2 separate regions of the Homo sapiens genome follow, and region 1 is linked to region 2. Evidence: read pairs that join two places in POLR2A ChIA-PET (ENCODE). Cell type or tissue: MCF 10A. All regions are shown on one strand. Each heading gives the region's core, and the rest is flanking DNA. Links, peaks and the distances in the headings are about the cores only. Region 1 has its middle 28 kb from the start of LINC00581. Region 2 has its middle 180 kb from the start of LINC00581.

The links. ChIA-PET counts read pairs that join two places held together with the same protein. Peaks named below come from ENCODE experiments on the same cell type or tissue, not always from the same donor. Only the 100,000 strongest peaks of a DNase experiment are listed, where the experiment ranks them.
Region 1: POLR2A ChIA-PET joins it to region 2 with 5 read pairs; 2 of 35 experiments call an interaction of 5 or more read pairs at or near these places.

The regions. Positions count from the first base shown.
Region 1 is chr6:21,481,588-21,485,984 of GRCh38, forward strand. No RefSeq gene overlaps it. Among named protein-coding and RNA genes, the nearest start is that of LINC00581, 28 kb to the right of the region's middle. In MCF 10A, for the core only: no CTCF peak of the experiment used is centred there; a DNase peak (open chromatin) is centred at 1,664.
Region 2 is chr6:21,325,012-21,329,408 of GRCh38, forward strand. No RefSeq gene overlaps it. Among named protein-coding and RNA genes, the nearest start is that of LINC00581, 180 kb to the right of the region's middle. RefSeq lists an enhancer at 1,971-2,814. In MCF 10A, for the core only: no CTCF peak of the experiment used is centred there; no DNase peak of the experiment used is centred there.

The DNA.
Region 1 (4,397 bases), core at 94-4,093, 160 kb after region 2:
AGTTATTCTCCTTATTGCTTTATGTCTTTTTGACTATCCTTCTAATGACTATAGAATACTCCACTGAGTAGCTATATAATCATTTACTTAACCATTACTGGACTTCCAGGTTGTTTTCAAATTTTTACTATTATAATAACTCTGCGATGAATATCTTCCTGAACATAGCTTTTATTTGTTTGATTGTTTTGGGATTATTTCTTTAGGAGTTCCCCAGGAGGATTCACATAGAAAAAGACTGTAATAATTTAGAACCAAGTCTTAAAAAAGGAAAATTCTGGATGGATATGGATACACTTATGGTCCATAAGTGTATTTCTTGTTTAGTGGGAAGGAAACAAAGTGGTTATTTTAGACACACACAAAAAATACTGCTCTGAATTAACAAGCAGGGGAGAGGGGACCACTGGGCAAGGCATGAGATACTATTTTGTTAGGAAAACATCTGGCTTCTTTGATCCCTATGGAACAAAGAAGTTGCAACAAAAATAACTAAATTATTTCATATAACAAAGTAGCAGAACACATTTTAGTCTTCTCCAGTGGGTGAGGAAGTCAAGGAGCCTTGGAATGGAAAGAAGAGAGGTAGGTAGGAAGAGGATTCTCTGGGTTCAAAGAAAGAGGAGGCTTGTCAACTTGCCAAAGAGAGGGAAACCAGGAAGAAATGCCTGGAGGGTTACAGATGGGCTAGGCACTTTTGCATAGAGATGTCTTCATTTGTTTTCAAGTTGCTGCCTATTCTATACCATGATGTGACCGCTTTGGTCCCAAGACTTTAGGGAAAGGTAACTATTCATAAGAGCTTGTGTTAGTGCAACCTCGGGAATAAAGCCTAGAGACTGGTCCTTGGAAATGGGGGATGGAGAATAGAGCAGCTGCAGGAAGGAAGAGGCAGAGTTTACTGGACACAGAAGTCAGGGTGAGAGACAAAGAACACCAGGAGGTTCCTGAGAATTCTTACAGATACTGGGGAAATGCTAAACCTACCCCATTACAGCATGTGGTAGGGGGGCTCAGATTTATATGGATGTTGAATGAAATAAGAACTCAACAGGTCAGTTCACCTCGATCCCCAGAAAGAAGACTCCGTAGTTAAAATTACATGATTAGCTAAGGCCTAGATGTCCTGAACCCACAAATTAGACTCTTGGATTGAAAGTAAAATGTGAGGGCCAAGAGCAGTGGCTCATGCCTGTAATCCCAGCACTTTGGGAGGCTGAGGTGGGTGGATCACGGGGTCAGGAGTTCAAGACCAGCCTGGCCAAGATGGTAAAACCCTGCCTCTACTAAAAAAAAAAAAAAATTAGCTGGGCATGGTGGCACGCACCTGTAATACCAGCTACTCAGGAGGCTGAGGCAGAGAATTGCTTAAACCCAGGAGGCAGAGGTTGCAGTGAGCTGAGATTGCGTCACTGCACTTCAGCCTGGGTGACAGAGCGAGACTGCATCTAAAAAAAAAAAAATAAGGAAAATGTTAACCAGCCATCCCATAAACCCTAGAACTGATATTTCAAAAGCTAAGTCAGTATGTTGTTTTTCTGGTGCATGCCTGAATTCGACTTCTGTATGGCTGATGTATTTACTTTTTAAAAATCTGTATTTTTGTTTTTATAAAAGGCATGCAGACGTTGCTTCCATGAGTCATCTACCTGTAACTAGTGGACAGAGTTGGCTGTCATGCCCCTGGAAAGGCTGCTCCTGCTCTCGAGGAAGCTTGATGAGCAGATGCCAAGTAAATGAGAAGTGGAGTCTGCTCTCAGAGTTGACAGCCCAAGTTGAGGATTTGACGTGTAAAATGATTGTTGTGAGTCCTCAACTATTTGTCTTTGCAAGCCAACAGAATGCTCTGTCACAGGGGGAACATCAGGAAGTCCCCTGATATTAGTCAAGATCATAGACAGCAACTGAGAGCAACTCCTAAAGCAGCTGGCATGCATTCCAGAGATGAGAAGTGTTGGGCTAGGGAGATGTGTTTTATGGCTCTGCTACCATACTTCTCAAGGACATGTACTGTTTTACAGTGGTAAGAGGGCTTTGCAATGTGTTAAGCAAGATACCATGAAATGTGTATGTGAATCATTGTTAATATATGGCAAATACAGGGGAAGTCCATAACGTGGTCCCAATGGTAGAGATTGCCTAAGGGTCAGTAACAAAGGGAAAGAGAATATTTACGTAGTTTAGACCCACCAAGGCACATGAGAAGGTAGTAGTCACTTGAACAAAATTCAGGCTCTGTCAGAAAAAAATTGGGAGATCTGGGATTCCAGACTATTTATAGGATGAGATATATATAAAAAAGTTACACTCACAAAGTACCTAGTATGTGGTAGACACTGTACTAGGTACTTAAATATTATTTTAAAATATACAATTATATATAAGGATGTATTGTAATTCTAAAAATGCAAGTCATTCAAGTTCCCGCGTTAGTAAATTACAAATTTGAACTCAATTCTCTCTGATCCAAAGCTCATGCTTTTTCTATTGTATTAATTTTCAACCTTTTTGGGTCATTGGCCCCTTTGAGAGCTTGATAAAAGCCATTGGAAAAAAATGCATGTTATCATAAAAATGCAAATGTGCACATAGTTGTAAAACTTATATAGAATTTCAGGGTGTTCACAGACCTCCCGAGGGCCTCAGTTTATTAATCCTGTGTTACACATACCACGATGCCAAGGAAGGTTGACCGCATTAACCAAGTGTTCTCACAGGTCTTGCAGCCAGATCTGTGTGGAGAAGTATTTTCTTTAATTCAATCATTAAGTTTCCAGGCCTAGCAAACTCACTTCTTGAAAGTAAGTCTTTTTCACTTGATTAAAAAGAACCCTGTTTTCATTGCTTGCATTCAATAGAAGACTTTTTTTTTTTTTTTTTTGTGTGAGATGGAGTCTCGCTCTGTCACCCGGGCTGGAGTGCAGTGGTGCAATCTCGGCTCACTGCAACCTCCGCCTCCTAGGTTCAAATGATGCTCCTGCCTCAGCTTCCCGAGTAGCTGGGATTACAGGCACCTGCCACCACTCCCAGCCAATTTTTATATTTTTGGTAGAGACGGGGTTTCACCACGTTGGCCAGGCTGGTCTCAAACCCCTGACCTCATGATCCTCCCACCTCGGCCTCTCAAAGTGCTGGGATTATAGGTGCGAGCCACCAAGCCCGGCCCAATAGAAGACATTTTAGGCAGGCTTATGCTGTCCACAGAGGCACTCAGCCACGGTTTTCCTTACAGGGAATATCATATGTTTCAATTGGGGTTTACTCGAATCTTAATCTTGTCCAGACAGACACACCTCCCAGTTTAGGATCTTCCTTTCTGCCTCTCATCAGCTCTACCTTGGTTCCTTTATTTTGCAAGCTCCTCTGCAACCACCCTCTGTCACTCTTTGTGTCTAAAAGACAAAATGTGTCTAAAATCTAGGCAAGTGGAGGTCTTTTATAAAGCATTTGATTTAAAATGCAATATGCAATTTTTCTTTTTCTTTTTTTTTTCTTGAGACTGAGTCTCACTCTCTTGCCCAGGCTGGAGTGCAGTGGCGCCATCTCTGCTCACTGCAACCTCTGCCTCCTGGAGTCAAACAATTCTGCCTCAGCCTACCGAGTAGCTGGGATTACAGGCACCCACCATCACGCTCTGCTCATTTTTTCTATTTTTAGTAGAGACAGGGTTTCGCCATGTTGGCCAGGCTGGTCTCGAACTCCTGACCTCAGGTGATCCGCCCGCTTCAGCCTCCCAAATTGCTGGGATTACAGGCGTGAGCCATCGCGTCCAGCCTAAAATGCAATTTTCTTACATGAAGCCAAAATACATTAAAAACTGTATTATGCCAGGCGCGGTGGCTCACGCCTGTAATCCCAGCACTTTGGGAGACTGAAGTGGGTGGATCACCTAAGGTCAGGAGTTCAAGACCAGCCTGGCCAACATGGTCAAACCCCTGTAATCCCAGCTACTGGGGAGGCTGAGGCAGGGAGAATTGCTTGAACCAGGGAGGCGGAGGTTGCTGTGAGACAAGATCGCGCCACTGTACTCCAGCCTGGGGGACAAAGTGAGATTCCTTCTAAAAAAAATTGTGTTATAATTAAAATGCAGCATAGAACTTAGAAATAATATATAGTTTTCTTCTAGATGCCAATGACTCCAAAAGGTATTTTAAAAATTTCTATTTGGAAGCTTACAATATAATAATCTAGGTAAATGATTTATAATTGTTGGTACGCATACTGTTGTTAAACAACAACAACAAAAATCTGGCCATTATAGAATGCTCGAGAAATTACAAACATACACAAAGAAGAAAACAAAAATAATCTTCATCCCACCACCCTGAGATAATCCTTGTAACATTTGTGAATAGGATATTCACTGATCTTCTCCGTGTGTGTGTGTGTGTGTGTGT
Region 2 (4,397 bases), core at 325-4,324:
GTGATTAGGATTATATTGTGCATACAGAGTTATAATTGCTTTTTAAAACTTAATATATTGTGAGGATTAAATAAGAAAAAATTACTAAAAAGCTTTTAACACACTTCCTAAAAGTATCTATGAAATTAAAGTTAGCCATTATAGTCCTTATTATTTTCTTTCTGCATCAAATATCATTATTTTATTTTATAACTTCATTTATTAAAACTTCTAGTTTGTTTCCAGTTACCATGTTATAATGAACATTCTTGTGAATAAATTCTCGCACACAATCATTATTATTTCTTTAATATACTGTCATGTATCACTTAATGACAGGGATACCTCCTGAGAAATGCATCATTAGGCAATTTCGTCATTGTGTAAACATCATAGAACGTACTTACACAAACCTCTGGCAGAGCCTACCACACACCTAAGCTGTACAGTACAGTCTATTGCTCCCAGGCTACAAGTCTGCACAGCATGTTACCATACTGAATATTCCAAGCAATTGTAACACATAGGAAGTATTTGTATAGCTAAACATAGAAAAAGTACAGTAAAAATATGATATAAAAGATTAAAAAAAGGTACACCTGTCTAGCATGCTTACCATGAACGGAGCTTGCAGGACGGGAAGTTGCTCTGGGTGAGTTGGTGAGTGGTGAGTGAATGTGAAAGCCTGGGATATTACTGTACACTACTGTAGACTTTAGAAACACTGTACACTTAGGCTACACAAAATTTGTAAAAACAAAAAATTCTTTCTTTCTTCATTCTTTCTCTTCCTTTCTCTCTCTCTTTCCCTTTCTTTCTTTCCTTCCTTCCTTTTCCTTCTTTATTTTTGCGATGGAATCTTGCTTTGTCACCGAATCTTGCTCTGTCACCCAGGCTGGAGTGCAATGGAGCGATCTCAGCTCACTGCCACCTCCACCTCCCAGGTTCAAGCCATTCTCCTACCTCAGCCTCCCGAGTAGCTGGGACTACAGGCGCAAGCCACCACACCTGGCTAATTTTTCTGTATTTTTAGTAGAGACGGGGTTTCACCATGTTGGCCAGGCTGGTGTTGAACTCCTGACCTCAGGTGATCCACCTGCTTTGGCCTCCCAAAGTGCTGGGATTATAGGCGTGAGCCACCGCGCCTGGCCTTCTTTCTTTAGTAATACGTTAACCTTAGCTTACTGTAACTTATTTATTTTATAATCTTTTTAATTTTTTAAACTTTTTGACTCTTTTGTAGTAACACTTAGCTTAAAACACAAACACATTATAAGAAAAATATTTTCTTTCTGTATAACTTTATTCTAGAAGCATTTTTCTATTTTTAAATTTTTTTATTTTTATTTTTTTTTACTTTTTAATCTTTTTTGTTAAAAACGAAGACACATACACATGAGCCTAGTCCTGGACAGAGTCAGGATCATCAATATCACTGTCTTCCTCCTCCACATCTTGTTCATCTGGAATGTCTTCAGGGGCAATAACACACAGGGAGCTGTCATTTACTATAATGACAATGACTTCTTCTAGAATACCTCCTATAGGACCTGCCTAAGGCTGTTTTACAGTTAACTTTTTTTTTTTTTTTTCGAGACAGAGTCTTGCCCTGTTGCCAGGCTGGGGTACAGTGGCATGATCTTAGTTCACGGCAACCTCTGCCTTCCGGGTTCAAGCAATTCCCCTGCCTTAGCCTCCTGAGTAGCTGGGACTACAGTTACGCGCCACCACGCCCAGCTAATTTTTTGTATTTTAGTAGAGACAGGATTTCAACATGTTGGCCAGGATGATCTCGATCTCCCAACCTCGCGATCCACCGGCCTCAGCCTCCCAAAGTGCTGGGATTACAGGCGTGAGCCACCGCGACCGGCCAACTTTTTTTTGTATAAGTAGGAGTACTCTCTAAAATAATAATAAAAAGTATGGTAAATACATAAACCAGCAACATCATCATTTATTCTCATTATCAATTATGTACTGTGCATAATTGTATGTGCTATACTTTTACATGACTGGTGGCACAGTAGGTTTCTTTACATCAGCATCACCACAAACACGTGAGTTATGTCTGTGCTATGACGTTATGATGGCTACGATGTCACTGGGTGGCAGGAATTTTTCAACTGCATTATAATCTTATGGGACCACGGTAGTATATATGGTCCGTTGTTGACTGAAATATTATGTGGAACATGGCTGTAGCTCCTGGAGGAGGATTGCTGTGTTGAAGGATATTCACTCATTTGTTGAAAAACTTTTTATTGAGCATTTACTATTTGCTGCCAACTATCATAGGAACCAGAAATAACAACCAGAGTAGTAAGACACACTTGGTACCTGCCCTGGTGAGTTTATATTCCAGGGAGACAGAAAAGCAAGCAATTGCAGGGAATTCAACACAAAGCAACTTAAAATGGTAAAGAAACATGAAAAGGTGTTCAACGACTCCAGTAGTGAAGGAAATGCAATTAAAATAACAATGAGGTGTCGCTTTACACCTAGTAGGCAGACTAAACAAAGAAGCAACAAATACCAAATGCCAGCCACAGTGTGGATGAGAAGGGTGCTCACGTATTCATCTTGCCGGCTGAAATGTGAAGTGTTGTTACAGCCTTTCAGGAAAGTAATTTGGCCACGTCCATAAAAAATAAAATGCACATATACTTTAACTCAGCACTCCAGGGAATCTATCCCACAGAAATGGTATTTAAGGACATACATTCAACAGTGTTTATTGCAGCTTTGTTCACAGTGGCAAAAAACTGGAAACAAAGAGATCAAAAGATGAATTAGGATACAGCCACACCATGGGAATGTTTATGCATTCATTATTTCTTGTATGATATTATCCCATATATGTGATGAGAAAAGGAAAATAGCTCAAAGCAATCTAAGCTATGTGAGGTATGCAGGCCCAGAGAGATGTGAGTACGGGATATCAGTCAAGCCCCCAACCCCATACCTGGGGGCAATTGTTTAAAGTCATTTTGTTCACGACTAGCTACCTCACCATTATCTTTATGTTTCTGGAATCTGTGGTACAAAGAACGATGCATAGCCAATCAACAGCTTATGTGATTTTAATGTAAATTTTTGGTAAACATCTCGGGAACTGTCTCTTCTTTCCCTTTATGGCTTTTCTTTTTTTAAGACTGAGTTTAGCTCTATCGCCCAGGCTACAGTGCAGTGGCGCAATATCGGCTCACTGCAACCTCCACCTCCCAGGTTCAAGTGATTCTTGTGCCTCAGCCTCCCGAGTAGCTGGGATTACAGGTGTGTGCCACCTTGCCCGGCTAATTTTTTTGTATTTTTAGTAGAGATGGGGTTTCACCATGTTGGCCAGGTGGGTCTCAAACTCCTGACCTCAAGTGATCTGCCCGCCTTAGCCTCCCAAAGTGCTGGCACTTCAGGCATGAGCCACCGTGCCCAGCTGTCTTCTTTCCCTTTAAAAACTCACTTTTGGAGGCTAGGTGCAGTGGCTCACACCTGTAATCCCAGCACTTTGGGAGGCCAAGGCTGGCAGATCACCTGAGGTCGAGAGTTCAAGACCAGCCTGACCAACATGGAGAAACCCCATCTCTACTAAAAATACAAAACTAGCCAGGCATGGTGACACAGGCCTGTAATCCCAGCTACTCGGGAGGCTGAGGCAGGAGAATCACTTGAACCCGGGAGGCAGAGATTGCGGTGAGCCGAGATTGCTCCATTGCACTCCAGCCTGGGCAACAAGAGGGAAACTCTGTCAAAACAAAACAAAACAAAACCAAAACTCACTTTTGGGCTGGGCACAGTGGCTAACACCTGTAATCCCAGCACTTTGGGAGGCCAAGGTGGGCGGATCACCTGAGGTCAGCAGTTCGAGACTAGCCTGGCCAACATGGTGACACCCCCGTGTCTCTACTAAAAATACAAAAATTAGCTGGGCGTAGTGGCAGGCACCTGTAGTCCCAGCTACTTGGGAGGCTGAGGCAGGAGAATCCCTTGAACCCGGGAGGCAGAGGTTGCAGTGAGCTGAGATTGTGCCATACACTCCAGCCTGGGTAACAGAGTGAGACCCTGTCTCAAAAAGAAAAAAGAAAAAAAAAACCTCAATTTTAACTGCTGCTGATGGGAGTGTATAGCAAGGGCGACTTGAATCTATGGTCCCAGGCTGCAATCCTAAAAGGTTGGCCCAAATAAACTCTCTGCTTATATTAATTTTGCCTCAGCTTCTTCCTTATATATGCATAAAGAAATTAGGGAAAAATTAGACTCAGGAATATCCTAATGATGGGTGCAGGAAATACTACCCCGAAATATGGCACCGGGGCATTTGCAAAAACAGCAGAAGCAGGAAGATGTCTCTGACCTTTTCCCTCCCTTTTCCCCTGAAGACCCTCATGTGGCAGATATCCTGTCCTGTGCCTGAAGGAAAAGAA